Linked DNA regions of Mus musculus: region 2 is linked to region 1. A link is a loop called in an ENCODE intact Hi-C map of the cell type or tissue named here. Cell type or tissue: heart. All regions are shown on one strand.

What was found. A loop is a pair of places that touch in the nucleus more often than their neighbours do. Peaks named below come from ENCODE experiments on the same cell type or tissue, not always from the same donor. Only the 100,000 strongest peaks of a DNase experiment are listed, where the experiment ranks them.
Region 2: a loop joins it to region 1, with 2.2 times the contacts of the local background. A loop is called at or near these places in 14 of 42 quality-filtered maps.

Annotation. Positions count from the first base shown.
Region 1 is chr11:100,938,848-100,941,347 of GRCm38, forward strand. It overlaps Stat3 (signal transducer and activator of transcription 3), which reads right to left and starts at 693. Exons shown (of 24, transcript NM_213659.3): 1 at 409-693. Gm46295 (a long non-coding RNA gene) reads left to right here. Exons shown (of 2, transcript XR_001780333.2): 2 at 226-1,395. In heart, a CTCF peak has its summit at 977; a DNase peak (open chromatin) is centred at 694; H3K4me3 peaks cover 1,487 bases; H3K27ac peaks cover 1,496 bases.
Region 2 is chr11:100,723,972-100,726,471 of GRCm38, forward strand. All of the region lies in intron 1 of Rab5c (RAB5C, member RAS oncogene family), which reads right to left. Among named protein-coding and RNA genes, the nearest start is that of Hspb9, 11 kb to the left of the region's middle. In heart, no CTCF peak of the experiment used is centred here; a DNase peak (open chromatin) is centred at 1,150; H3K27ac peaks cover 1,300 bases.

The DNA of each region.
Region 1 (2,500 bases):
GCTCCTTCTAACGCCTCCACCCCAATGATCTCCACCTGAGTGGCAGTGGCTCTGGTGGCCCGAACGTCCCTAGCCTCCGGGAGCAGTCACAGGAGGGCCGCTTCTGTCAGTTCTGTTACCCTCAGCCTAGAATGTCCTCCCCCCCACGGTCCTACACCCCCCAGAACTCCCCACTCTCTCTCCGCATCTCCCCCTCGAAACTTACAGCGTCCCTTCCTTTCCCAGGCTGGTTCCTGTCATCCGGACGTCAGTGCCGCCGGGACGACCCTGTGTGTCTCCTCCTATCCTCCTGCCCCATGTAAGTGTCCATTCACAGCTCTAAGCACCCCCACAGCTGACGAACCGTGGGGTCCCCCATGCCGTCCCCCGTGCCGTCGGGGAGGTGGCCCCACCCTGCACCCCCTTCACCTGTCTCCGGGGCTGAGGCCCGACTGGCCGGCCTGCGCTGACTCCAGGCGCGAGCTGCTGGGCTCCCGAGGGCCGCCTGGCCTCTCCTAGCCGACGCGGTCAGGCGACACCGAGCGGGGTTGTACCTCAGCGATCCGGTTAGGGCTCGTTCCCTCCGCCGCGACGTCGGAACCCCAGGTTCCCCCTCCCTGTCTACACTGCAGCTCCGGAAACCGCTGAATTACAGCCCCTCCAGCCAATCCCCACCCAGCCGCCACTGGCCAAGACACGCCTCCATGCATAATTAAGGAATGGCCAGCTGGCTAGGCCACCCTGAGGCCTCCGGGCGAGCGCTGTACTTCCTAAGCCCCGCCCACTAACCAATGAAAAACGCCTCTAGGAGAGAAGGCGGGGTCGAGAGCTCTGGGCACACCTCCCTGAGTTGGCTGTTCTGAGAGCTTTGTGCTCCTCCCTCCGCGACCAAGGGACGCGCAGAGGCCTAGCTTACAAAAAAGCCCGGGGGGAGGGAGGAGACATTAGCGGAATGTCCTGCTGAAAACTCAGCTGAGTTCCTGGCAGTGCGTGACGTCAAGACACTTTAAATGCCCTGATACGGCTCGCTTCTGCCCGCTCTCCCTTTTCCCGGCCCTTGGCACCACGTGGGGGCGAGTTTGTGAGCTCCTTACCACGTGGGAATCAGCCACTTAGGCGGTCCCCAGGTGTCACCCCACTTAAGCATTTGGGTTTGTGGAGACATCAAAAAAGAACATGGGCAACTCCTGGCTGCTCTGAACTTCAGTTCTGCGTGATTATGGGCATACACCCGGAAATATGACGTGGAAATAGAGTAATTACTAGATTGCGTGGGGGAGAATAGTGGCTATAACCCGGTTCTCTGTTCCACCATTTCAAACCTGAATCTCAACAGCAAGGCTGATTGGTCAGCTCACAGAAATGCAGAGAGCCTATGCATGACAGCTGACACGAATACACAGTACTTGCCATTTCCACGTGTGTCTGAGTTCTTTTTTTTTTAAACTGTTATACTGGGTCTTGAAATTCTGAAAGATAGTTTTGACCAACTTGTTTCCATTAAAAGGTACTTATTTTAGGAGCTAGAGGGATGCCTAAGTTAAGGGGACTGCCAGGCTGATCCTGGTAAAAATTCAAGTTCAAGTTCCAGCATCCCACAAGATGGCTCTTAGCCATTTGTAACTCCACTCTGGGGTCTGGGGGGGGGGGGGGGATCTGAAGCCCTCCTCAGGCCTCTGCCCGCAGCAAAGACACACACCTTGTGCAGAAAAACGTGCAGACAAAATTAAATCACTTTTAATTAGGCACTTAATTTTAAGAACTGAAGCTAACACACACAGAGAGAAAGCCCATAAAATATTCTGATGATTTTAGGATTCATTGTTAACATTAACTAGTCTTTCACCATTAAACTTAAATGTCCAATTGAGACAAACCAGTTCTTCCACACTTTCCCACTACTGCTTAACTAGAGTGGCAGGAGTTAGGAGTAACATCCATTTAGTCTTTTGGGGGGGGTCTTGACGCTCTTGAAATTATCTGACCTATTTCACGTCTTGTATGTTGGGAGTACAGATTTTACTGAGTTGGAATCAGCAGTTCATGGTACGTGTATATGCTTGGCTTTCTGTCATAGAGAATGAACTCTGCGTACTGCAGTGATTTGTATGTATATGTGATGGTAGGGACTTACAAGTACACCTATTGGTGTTTGTATTGCTGGTGATTAGCACAAAGAGAGATAAAGATAAAAATCTAAAATCTACAAGGGGCTGTTACCTCTCCACAAAGATAATCCCCCAATGGTATATTTTAAAACACAGCTAATATACACAGTTCAGGAAACTTCAGGTTTTTGTTTTCTTACTAGTATCCTGTTTTCTTGAGACAGGATCTTAGGATCTCAGAGATTTTTTTCCAGCCTCTATCTCCTGAGTGAGCTGAGATTGAAAACATTCCTCCCACACCTGTGGAAGGCTGCAGATTTTTCTGTTTTTAAAGATTTGTTTATTTATATGAGTACACTGTAGCTATATACTTCAGACACACCAGAAGAGGGCGTCAGATGCCCACTACAGAT
Region 2 (2,500 bases), 210 kb before region 1:
AATATAGCTTGAAATAAATCTTGGCTTCTCTGTATTGTTTTTGAAGACTAGCAAAGGTAAAGAAATACAGCTGCCAGATTAATTCACTGTTAACATTTATATTAATTAATTTTACATGTGTGTATAGTGCGTGTATGCATGTGTGGTGTACATATATGTGTGCAAGGAATCTTTCCTCCTGAACTAGTAGCAAAGATATTCCATATTTTAAATCAAGTAGCAGAATAAGTTTAAGTTGTTTGGAGTAAAGAAATCAAGTCCTTAAGAGCTAGGCACCAACATAGCTGCCCGTAGGATGAGTAACAATCTTTTCCCCTGAATGTTTGGCAATGGTGAAACTTCAGGCCCATGACAAAGGACTCCCTCAAGACCCATTCCCAGCCCTCAATAAGAATCCTGGTTCACTCACAGACCATCAAGAGTGAGCACCAACCCCAACTTCATGCCTTTCATAGAAAGGGAGCATGTGGAAGGACTTGGGGAAACACCATATTTAGTATGTCTTTTCCCAATAATACACACGAAGGGGCAGAAGCAAGCTCAGGGCCCTGGACACTACAGTCTGTGCACATGCTAAGAATGGACAAGAAACAGGACAATCAGGACATTGCTCTTCATTGTTGCTGTACTCTGGGTGCCTCAGGTCAGTAGCCACTTTTCTCTTCAGAATCTACATTAGACCATCTACATCAGAATCTCTGGAGTCTAGAACTCACGGCTTTAAAATCAGCTCCTCAGAGGCAGAGGCATGGGGAGCTCTGTAAGGTCAGAGGCCAGGTAGGACTACAGAGTGAGACCCCGTCTCAAAGAAACAAACAGAAGTAGCTGACTGACACACCTGAGCTCCAGCTGAGAAGGGAAGGCAGACAAATCCATACTGACATACATGAGCAACCACTGAGTGGGGCAGGGCCTCACTTTTCTAAGCTGAAGCCTTCAAGACACCAAGGGCTGCAGCAATATCGCCCCTTCTTAGTCCCTGTGAGGAATGTTCACGCTTCTTTTCTCTGCTCCATACCCTAACTTCACACTGCTGTCCTTCCTGGTAAAAGGTCTATCAATTCCAGCTGGTGGGTGTCTCTGGCGCTTCCTGTTTGCTTTAGAGACTTCCTCTCCTGCAGTGAGGACAGCCTGAGCAGGGAGCAGATTAGAAACCGACTGTAGGCCAGGGGTGGGTGGAGATGCAGTCACTTAAGGTTAGCTGCTGAGGACGGGTGGGGACAGGACTAAGAACTGGCTCTGCCCAGCACTCTAGGGAGGTGGTCTAGCCAGAGACTTGAGCTTGAGAAGGCAGAGCCACCTCCTGAAACTTACTAGTTAAAGAGAATGGAGCACTGGCCTGAGCAGAAGTCATTAGGTTCAAAGGCCAAGGGAGCCAGTATCAAAAGGTAGCCAAACAGAGCCAAGGACTGATACAGAGGCCTCAGGGCACTGAGGTGAGGACTGGCCCACAGTCTCAGAAGAGGGATCTTTCTTCCCAGGAAAACTACTGCTAAGACACACTTGGGCCCAGGGCAGTCTGAGAGAACTGTTAAGCTGCAGAGCTAGAGGCAACAGCAGCAGCCTGGAGTCTCCTATGCCCTGTCCTGACCTCAGCAAAATCAGGTTAGGGCTCAGAGAGGGGTACTGGGCCCAGCTCCAGTCAGCTGGTTAGTTCTGTATTCTTGGCCAAGTTATACAAGTGGTCATTCTCAGCTTCAGTTCCTTATCTACAAAATGTATTATTTAATGTTAATTGCATTGGGTTTCCGTAAAGGTTAAGTAAACACAGAGTATCCAACATAGAATTAAGAGGAAGGTAAGATTCCAAGTTAAACTACAGGCTAGTTACTTAATTAACTCTGACTCCTTGTTAACTAAAAAGGCCATATAGAGCTAACTATGTCAATTACAGAGGTAAGGTGTAGTGACTTGCCCAGGGACACACAGCAAGGTGATGGCAGAGCCCAAACCCATGTAACTTAGGAAAGGTCCCCCTATCAGAGATGGAAGAAAAACCAAAATTATCAACATAGTCACATCTACTAAGCATAACAAGTTAAAGAGCTGGTTTTCTTTTTCTTTCCTTCCTTCCTTCCTTCCTTCCTTCCTTCCTTCCTTCCTTCCTTTCGTTTTCTTCTCTTCTCTTCTCTTCTTTTCTTTTCTTTTCTTTTTTCTTTTCCAAGACAGGGTTTCTCTGTGTAGCCCTGGCTATCCTGGAGCTCACTCTTTAGACCAGGCTGGCCTCGAACTCAGAGATCCATTTGCCTCTGCTCCTGAGTGCTGGGATTAAAGACTGCCCAGTGGGAGTTGGTTTTCAATGTTTTTTTTTTTTTTCAATTTATTTATCATGGGTGTGTGTATGTACATCACATGTACATAGAGGTCAGAGAACAACTCTCAGGAGTGGGTTCTGGGGACAGAATCCAGGCCATCAGACTTGGCAACAACATGCTGCACCATCTCCACAGCCCTGAGTATGCTTCAACAAAACAACGGCTGTTAGCAGGAAAACACTTTT